2 separate regions of the Homo sapiens genome follow, and region 2 is linked to region 1. Evidence: chromatin loops called from intact Hi-C (ENCODE). Cell type or tissue: OCI-LY7. All regions are shown on one strand.

Region 1 (5,000 bases):
TCAAGACGAGATTGAACAGAGGAGCTCAGAACCAAGCAGAGCTGTAACATGATGCACCAGTATCTGGTTGTGGTGCAAACAAGGTACGCTTTCTTCCTCTACTACACAGCAGGCACCATGCCAAACACACACAGTGTTTGCTATTTTTGCAAGTCTAATAGGGTCTGCTGAGGGGAGGGGTAGGAGATCAGCAGTTCATAATGACTCTCATTATGTCTGGTGCATTTTGAGCCAAGATTAGACACTAGACAATCCTCTGTCCAGTGTCAAGGGCTTTCAACTGCCCTTTCATCAGGATAATTCCACTTCAAACTAATTTAGGTTTCTTATAACCCAAGCTACCAAAACCAATACACTTCACTGTTTTCAGCCCAGAAAAAGGAGTCAATGTCTGCTCCAACTAGAAATACAGTCTTTGGGTTCAGAGTCTGTGACTGCTATACACATGCTGTGACAGGAACATGCCACTATGAGATCTCGCTCTTTCTACTGCACTCTAACTCAGCTGCATTGTAGAAACTCCTTTGGGAAGAGCATCCCCTGCCCTCCTTACTGTCACCTCCACTTCTGTAGATTAGAGTTCCTTTCAACATAGAGTGGAAACAATTTTGGGAGACCTCTAAAAAAAGAGTCTGAACTTTCTAATTCCCACTAAAATCAACAAGGTTATATGAGTTTCGCTCCAGGATAAAAACTAGATTCCGCAGCTAACTGTTTTCCTTTTAAGTCTAAACAATAAAAATAATAAATCTCTAAACTAGACCTTTACATAAAAATTCGAGAACAGTACAAACCAGTGCAGAATTTTAACAATTATCCATTACATGTTCAAGCAACAATTTCTGGTTTTAGTCTTCTAAGTACGGAAAGAGTTTTGTGACTATTGTCATCCTATGTGTATTCACATGGGAAAGAACAAAGGTTTCAAGAAAACAAAAATGACACTTATACTAGTCAAGCACAAAAATGGGAAAGGGCCAAGTGCAATGGCTCACACCTGTAATCCCAACATTTTGGGAGGCTGAGGTGGGAGGACTGCTTGAGGCCAAGAGTTTGAGACCAACCTAAACAACACAGGGAGACCTCCCTCCCTACCAAAAAACAAAAAACAAAAAACAAAAAAAGGAAGGGAAAGGAAAGTGGCAAGTGGATAGCAAAACTCACTGTAATACTTTCCTTTTTTATTCTAAAAAATTTATAGTACTTATTTCGAACAGAACCAACATAACTGTGACCTTCCAAGAAAGTTAATGAATGTTATTTGGATTCATAAACACTATACATTAACAACTCACAGGGAGCCGAAGTCCTGAAAAGGATTAAACGAAGAAAAAAGAAACCAAATGACACTGACCTATCCATGTTTCAAGGTTCCAAAACTTACTTTGTGAATATGAAATCTCTGAAAGCATAAATCTATTACATAAACATTCTAATTATCTATTAAATAGAAGTCATCTTATATATCTAAATATATACATGTACTTATTTTAACCCTTTAAAGCAGACACAATTTAATGTGGTATAATTTGAAATGGACTACTTCACAGAGCAGACACCTGTGCGCACACATGAGCCATTACTTATGTAACAGTACTTTGATTAGTACTCTAAAGAAGCATTAAAGTTTAAGATCTGTTAGAAAAAATAATAGTTTATTGAAATCTAACACAAAAACAAAAATAACTGCATGGAAGTGTAATTACACACTGAACACACCAGTGTAACCAACGTGCAGATCAACAGAAAAATACCTGCATTTCCAAATCCATCCTTGAATGTAAATAATTTTACTTCACTGGGGCAAAATGTGTCCAGAAATTCTTCTTGTATTTATCCTGGAGTTATTATAGACCAATCTGGTTGACTGTTGCTTAAAAGCTTCTATTCTGCATCCCATGTATAATTCTGCTAAAATAGTAGCTCTAGATTACTGAGAACCAAATTCTCAACGGTAACTTAAAACAAATAATGTGAAGCCACTATCGTACACTCATAAATCTGGATTTGAATGTAACAATTATTTGTTCTAACTCATTCATTTTACTAAAGTAGAAGCTGAAGTCCACAGGTGCCAAGCCCTAGCCAAAGTCACACTGAGTGTTCAAAGCCAAACTCACACTGGAGGCCAAACTGTACTAATCAACAGAAGCTGTGTGTTAAGGTTCTAAGGTGTATAATCCAATAAAATGGCCCTGGAAATTCTGAAATAGCTCTAGCCTTCCAATCTGCAATTCTCCAATATCTTAGCCAAAGTTTACTGTCAATACCTGTAGCTACATTAACTTTCTATTTACCAAATCAATGTTGCAATTGTGTCTGCCTCTTCTGCATTTTCTCCCTTTCCTCCCCACCCTCCCTTGCCATTTTCTCACCTCTTAGAGCGCTCCTGAAAAATGACTTCCATCTTCAATAAGCTTTGTCAAAACACAATGCATTGCTAAATCTGAAATCCAATCTATACTTGTATACCAGCTGGGATGCTCTACTCAAAGAAAGAAGGCCGAGAGCTGGATTTTTCAGCAACAAAAGACAACAAAGCACTTTTCCATTTGGGGCTGCAGAGGGAGCCAGAACCATGCAAAGCAAGCAAGTATGTCTTTATAGAACTGGATGAATCCAAAATAGTGAAAAATATAAGCACACACAGAAATCACAGATACCATGCACACAAGCTGTGCATGTGTGTGCACACATATACACACACAAGCACACAAACACACTACTGTCCAGACCTCCAGACTCAGGGGAGATTCTGAAAACACAGTTTGTGTGTTCGGAGAGGAAACATATTTTGTGAGGAAGAGATGGGCAGTAAAAGGAAAACAAAGCAATTCTGTTTTATCAATGAAAAGACAATTAATTAAAAAGAGTCATCAATTCGAAGATTGCCTCATCAAGGTAAGTCGTCAGCACTCTCAAATTAGCAGGCTGCCTGACAAGCGGGGTAGTCTTTTATCTTGAAGAGCCCTTTATGCAGTATTTCTTGAACAGAGTTTTATAAAATCTGACCTTTATTATCTTTTCCTTCTAAAACAGTATAGGTCAGAGTGCAGATGGGGAAAAGCAGGAGGCAGGATCAGAGAAGGTGACAAATGTTTCAAAAAGTAAGACTGCCATGACAAAAACAGAAGGAAGAAACCCCTGACTGATCCTCACCAAGTCAGTGATGTTGCGACAATGGCACAAACGGAGATCCAATAAGTCTTGCACCTCCAAGACTATCTCTGATTACAACAAAATACCACAATGAATACAGCAGAACAGAAAAAGGAGACATTCTGATCAATGGCAAAACAATAGTTAACTAGTAATTCTAAGCAATAAAGAGCTCATTCTCTGACAGCTCTTTCACAGCAAACCAAAGATGTATAATAGCAAGCTGCAAAGATGCAGATGTGGATTATACTGTAATGTAGAGACAGTTAAGATTCTGTATAATGCAGAGATTCTATGCAAAGCCTTAACAATGCTCCAAGCCTAAAACTATAGCTTACTCAGTACAAATCATCAGACCTTAATTGAGTGCCACTATGCCAGGCATGGTATGAGGTTCTGGAGATGTAAGAATGGCAAGTCTGGTTTCAAGCAGCACACCAAGTAACAGGGGAAACTGGAAAGTAAAAAAGTAGTGTGTGTGTGTGTGTGTGTGTGTGTGTGTGTGTGTAAATCCAAAATGCAGTACGAGCATTCTGGCTCAGTCTGGAAAAGCACAAACCTCCCTAAAGATACATTTTTTAAAAGATCTAAACAAATATACTCATCCTGAAATAATTCTGCTCTATCAACATATAAAACATGCAAATTTTACACTGAATTAAGATGTATAAGAAATATTCCCTGAATACTCACCTTAAAGATGGCACTGGGATAGGGCACCAAAACTTATAACTATTCTGACAATATTCCCTCCATTCCAATGATTTTACTATTTTTTAGTGTAAGTTAATAATGATGATGTTTACCTAAAGATTTTTACCATTAAGTACAAAAGAATGTCAAATATACTAGGAAGTAAGAACTGACAAGACTGAAAGAACAAGGCATTGGGTCAAAAGAGAAGGCAGAGAAGGACAAATTATGGTCTTGAGCTTGGCTGAAAGAGATTTCATGATGTTGTTAAATGAAATATGGGAGAACCACTTCTGGTCAAGATGGAGAAACAGTGACTAGATACAGTCTCCTGCCTGAAACAACAAAAAATACTCAGAAAAATATATGAACAATGGTTTTCAAGATACCAGACATGAAGTAACTAATGACAGTAATCTCTGAGATGCAGGAAACAAATGAGAGCCCTATAACTGACCCACCTTATTGTCTGGAGAGTTTCCAGGGTGCAATACCAGGAGATGAAACTGGGGCAGAACCAGGCCAACTCGATGAATTGAGGAGACAGAGTTGAGTCTGAGGACATCAAGGCAGCTGGGGTTCATAGGATAGAGGACTAGAGAGAAGAGAATTACACAGAGAGAGAGCCCTGGAGATCTACAGAGGGTTCACCTGCAACACAGTACAGACTGGCTCGAAAGCAGGGGGACGCTACTCAAGGCTGGGGAAAGAAACACCCAAAAGAATTATAGAGAACATTTCTTGGGACTCGCACAGGACTCTGAACAGTGCCTGTTCCCATGAGAGAGACTAAAAAACTCATACTTCACAGATGATTAGATTGAATACTCAAAAAGGTCTTGCAAAAGTAATGAGGAATAACCAAGGCCTAGACTAAGCTCTTTTCCAGATTTCCCTTAACAAATGCCAATAACAAAACTCCAGGTGATCAAAGTTTTTCTAAGTAACTTTACTGCATCCCAGAACAAAGCTCAAGGCGACTTATAGAAATACCAAAATACCTAGCATCCAACAAGGTAAAATTCACAATGTCTGGCATCCAAAGATCACCAGTTACACAATGAGGCAGAAAAGCATGACCCATAATGAGTAGAATAATCAATAAAGTGAAAACAACCCAGAAGTGGCACTGAGGTTAATTGCAAACA
Region 2 (5,000 bases), 720 kb after region 1:
CCTAGGTCTGTGGGCACAGGCCCAAGGGTGGAGTCCTTGCCAGGGACCCCACCCCTCTCTACCCAGCACTTCCCTGCCCCCTCTCATATCAGTATTCCTATGAGAATCCTTTTTTTTTTTTTGAGATGGAGTTTCACTCTTGTTGCTCAGGCTAGAGTGCAGTGGCATGATCTTGGCTCACTGCAACCTCTGCTTCCCAGGTTCAAGCGATTCTCCTGCCTCAGCCTCCCGAGTAGCTGGGATTACAGGCACCCACCACCACGCCCGGCTAATTTGGTGTATTTTTAGTAGAGAGGGGGTTTCCCCATGTTGGCCAGGCTGGTTTTGAACTCCTGGCCTTAAGCAATCCACCAGTCTCAGCCTCCCGAAGTGCTAGGATTACAGGCATGAGCCGCTGTGCCTGGTCCAATGCTATTGTTAATCTGACAGGAGGTAGAGCTCAGGAGGTGGAGCTCAGGCGGTCAAGCTCGCCGCTGGCCTCCTGCTCATCTCCTGTTCTGCAGCCTAGTTCCTAACAGGCCACAGACTGGTACCAGTCCTCAGCCCAGGATTTGGGGACTCCTGATCTAATGAACTTGATTCTGTTTTGTAGCTGTTCCTATTTTACCCAACTACATCCAATGTATCAGCAATGTGAATTGTTCGTTATTAATGAGGTGAATCATAATCCAATAGCTTGTGATTAGATGATCAGATTATCAGAAAAATCAAGATATATTAACCTACTAATAGAGGACTATTTTTACACAGAGCCCAGCATATTCTAGTATTTAGGATATGAAGTAATGACCTTTCTGTGCTTTGCCTAGGCAATTTTTGGAATACAGATTAGTACCCTATAGATCTGATGTGTTAGGCCTTGGCAATATAATAGTTAACAAAATGTTCACTCTCTTTGCCCAATAATGTTTTAAATCTCTCAGTACATTTTTCTTATCTTGCTTAGTTTCCTTCTTATTTTGTTGTGTTTCCATCTCAGCCTTTTCTCTTTTGGCTTTGCATTCCCGGATCACAGAGGTAGATGTTGCCTATCAAGAAGAAGTTTTCTAGGCCAGGCATGGTGGCTCACGCCTGTTATCCCAACACTTTGGGATGCTGAGGTAGGTGGATCTCTTGAGCCCAGGAGATCAAGACCAGCCTGGGCAACATGGCAAGACCCTGTCTCTACAAAAAAACATATAAAAATTAGCCTGGCGAGGTGATCCATGTCTGGAGTCCCAGCTACTCAGGAGGCTGAGATGGGAGGATGGTTGAGCCTGGGAGGGGGAGGTTGCAGTGAGCCAAAATTGCACCACTGCATTCCAGCCTGGGCGACAGAGTGAAACTCTGTCCCAAAAAATAAAATAAAATAAAATAAATAAAATTTCCTCTTTTATTGCTCCTCCTTTTAGTCTAGGTAGTGAAATCCTTTCCCACTTATTATGCGTTTTTGTTTCATCAGGTCTTCTATTATGATTTTACAAATTTATTTATTTATTTTAGAGACAGAGTTGTACTCTGTTGCCCAGGATGGGGTGCAGTGGTGCAATCAAAGTTCACTGCAGTCTTAAACTCCCAGGCTCAACTTCCCTCCTCAGCCTCCTGAGTAGCTGGAACTACAGGCATGCACCACCATGCCAAGCTGATTTTTAAACTTTTTTGTAGAGACAGGATCTCTATGTTTCCCAGGCTAGTCTTGAACTCCTGGCCTCAAGTGATCCTCCCACCTCAGCCTCCCAAAGCATGGGTATTACAGACATAAGCCACCATACCTGACCTGTTATTTACGCATTTTGCACGTGGTGGTCACTGCGGGGGGTCTCTTTCCTTGTCCTTGACAGGAGGGAGATATGTTTAGTCATGGTACGTACTAATGGTTGAATATGTGCATTGCCTATGGTGTTAACTTACGTACTGGGTCAAACACCCTTCTTAGAGCTTCAGTGAATGCAGCTTTTAAGACTGATTCTCGGCCGGGCACGGTGGCTCACTCCTATAATCCCAGCACTTTGGGAGGCTAAGGTGGGTGGATTTCCTGAGGTCAGGAGTTTGAGACAAGCCTGGCCCACATGGTGAAACCCCATCTCTACTAAAATTACAAAAATTTGCTGGGCATGGTGGCGTGTGCCTATAATCCCAGCTACTCAGGAGGCTGAGGCAGGAAAATTGCTTGAACCTGGGAGGCAGAGGTTGCAGTGAGCCAAGATCACGACATTGCACTCCAGCCTGGGAGACAAGAGCGAAACTCCATCTCAAAAAAAAAAAAAAAAAAAAAAAGACTGATTCTCAGTGTGTGGTGAGTTTACTCTAGGGAGGTTCTGCTACAAGAGATGATGTCTTTCACTCCCAAAGCCTGAGGTTCTAACAAGTGTAGGAAGTGAAACCATACCCACAGCTCCCAGAATAGAGCACTACAAAAGCTCATCTTTACTCATTACTCATAAGTAAATGAATAAAATAATAACCCTTCCTTAGGGTTTCACCTTTCAAGGTGCATCCTACTCCCGGACTCCAGACCGTCCAGTCCATCTACTTGGGTTCGATATTTTTTGAGAATGGCAGGTTCCGATTGAATGTTGGAAAAAGAGCCCCTGATTTGGGTGAGGAGAGGTGGAGTTTGGGGCAAGGGAAATTGCACTCTGATGGCCTTTAAAAAGGAACATTAGCCCTTTGGGAGGCCAAGGCAGGCAGATCACCTGAGGTCAGGAGTTTGAGACTAGCCTGACCAACATGGAGAAACCCCGTCTCTGCTAAAAACACGAAATTAGCCGTGTGTGGGGGTGCAGGCCTGTAGTCCCAGCTACTTGGAAGGCTGAGGCAGGAGAATTGCTTGAACCTGGGAGGTGGAGGTTGTAGTGAGCCAAGATCACACTGTTGCAATCCAGCCTGGGCAACAAGAGCGAAACTCTGTCTCAAAAAAAAAAAAAAAGGAACGTTTTTGCAGGAGATGGGCTAACTGCTCAAGTTTCTGGTGATACATACTTTGAACTGGAGACAAAACACTGGAGAGGAAGAATAATATCTGTCTACTTTCAGCCCAAGTGAGCTATTTGTTCCATTGACCCCGTAGGGGAAAATCTCCCAATTCTATCTAGAAATAGATTGACTGTTGGTCCTGGTTTTCCATGGAGTTATGGATTTTATTATTTTTCTGTGTTTTTAAAGGCATTTTAATTAAAAATTGGGAAAGGCTGCTTCAGGGCTGCTAAGTAGATGATATTGAAAAGTAGGAGCTGAATACAGCCCATTACTGCTTAATTTTATAATCGTTACATTTATCCTTTGCTTCTTCAACGTGTCTTCTTTACCGCTTAATGAAGTTCTTTGTTTTCTCCAATCACAAATATTCTTTCTATTCAATACTTTGAGCTTTTCTATTTCTATTTAAATGCAACCGGAAGGAAACTTTTTCTATCAGCCAGGTATTGTTTTGTAATTAAACCTATTTAACAAAATAAAACAGATATATTTGAACCTACAACTCTGTTTTAAACTCTAATTTTAGAGTGGACTGGAGATGTTCCATTGGACTTGTATTCTTCCTAATCTCTACTTTTTGATATATTTTTGTGCCTTGGAAACATAATTTTTTTTCTTATTTCCCTTTGAGATTTCATGGTATTATAAAATGACACAGTAAAATATTTTAATTACTTATTTTGGATAACTTTCATTCTTTTACTGTGGTAGCAGATACAATAGGTTAAAGATTATACTTCTAAAGTGGTCCTTGAGGCCAGGCACGATGACTCACACCTGTAACCCCAGCACTTTGGGAGGCTGAGGCTGGTGGATCACTTGAGGTCAGGAGTTCGAGACCAGCCTGGCCAACATGGGGAAACTCCGCCTCTACTAAAAATACAAAACTTAGCTGGGTGTGGTGGTGTGGGCCTGTAGTCCCAGCTACTGGGGCAGCTGAGGCATGAGAATCACTTGAACCCGGAGGTTCAAGGAGGAGGAGGTTGGAGAGAGCTGAGATCACAACACTCCACTCAAGCGTGGGTGTCAGGGCCAGACTCCATCTCAAAAAAAAAGTGGTCCTTGATAAGTGATGTTAACAACCTCTTCTCCATTTGTCCCCATTTCTAGAGGCTTCCCCAGGCTCCCTGTACTCAGGACCCTTCATGCATGGTAAGTCCTGCTATGGTTTGGGTACAGGTTGTGTGTCACCACCACATCTCATGTTGAAATTTAATTCCACAGCTGGTGGTATTGGGAGGTGAAGTCTAGAGGGGAGTGTTTGGCTCATGGGGGCGGATCCTTCGTGAATGTCTTGGTGCTGTTCTTGCCCTAGTGAGTGAGTTCTTGCTCTTGCGAGACTGGGATGGTTCTTGGGGGCATGGATTCCTTCCTGAGAGAGTGTGTTGTTATAAAGCTAGTACCCCCTTGGGTTTGGTCTGTCTTCCCCTTTGACCTTCTCAGCTGTATATGATACAGCACAAAAGGCCTCACCAGAAGCCAAGCAGATGTTGGAGCCACGCTTCTTCTTCTTTTTTTTGAGATGGAGTCTTACTCCGTTGCCCAGGCTGGAGTACAGTGGCGTGCTCTCAGCTCATTGCAACCTCTGCCTCCCAGGTTCAAATGATCCTCCCACCTCAGCCTCCCAAGTAGCTGGGACTACAGGTGTGCACCACCATGCTTGGCTAATTTTGGTATTTTTTAGTAGAGACAGGGTTTCGCCCTGTTGACCAGGCTGGTCTCAAACTCCTGACCTCAAGTGATCCACCTGCCTGGGCCTCCCAAAGTGCTGGGATTACAGGGGTGAGCCACCGCGCCCAGGTGGTGCCATGCTTCTCATAAAGTCTGCAGAACCGTGAGCCAAATAAGCCTCTTTTCTTTACAAATTACCCAGCCTCAGATATTCCTTTATAACAACACAAAATAGACTGAGACAAGGCTATGGGTTGAGCTCTAACTCAGTCTCTTCCCTACCCCCAGGCTTGCATTTACAAGTGTCTGGTTATCTCTTCTTGCAAAGAGGCATCTCACATTTAAAGGTACCAAAACAGAAATCTTGATTC

Evidence for each region. Hi-C counts contacts between places; a loop is a spot of excess contacts. Peaks named below come from ENCODE experiments on the same cell type or tissue, not always from the same donor. Only the 100,000 strongest peaks of a DNase experiment are listed, where the experiment ranks them.
Region 2: it touches region 1 in a loop (2.8-fold over the local background); 1 of 110 quality-filtered maps calls a loop at or near these places.

Annotation. Positions count from the first base shown.
Region 1 is chr7:69,929,780-69,934,779 of GRCh38, reverse strand. All of the region lies in intron 2 of AUTS2 (activator of transcription and developmental regulator AUTS2), which reads right to left. Among named protein-coding and RNA genes, the nearest start is that of AUTS2, 330 kb to the right of the region's middle. RefSeq lists an enhancer at 1-696. In OCI-LY7, CTCF peaks have their summits at 2,363 and 2,562 (motif pointing right); a DNase peak (open chromatin) is centred at 2,559.
Region 2 is chr7:69,206,396-69,211,395 of GRCh38, reverse strand. No RefSeq gene overlaps it. Among named protein-coding and RNA genes, the nearest start is that of CT66, 390 kb to the left of the region's middle. In OCI-LY7, no CTCF peak of the experiment used is centred here; a DNase peak (open chromatin) is centred at 2,345; H3K4me3 peaks cover 303 bases.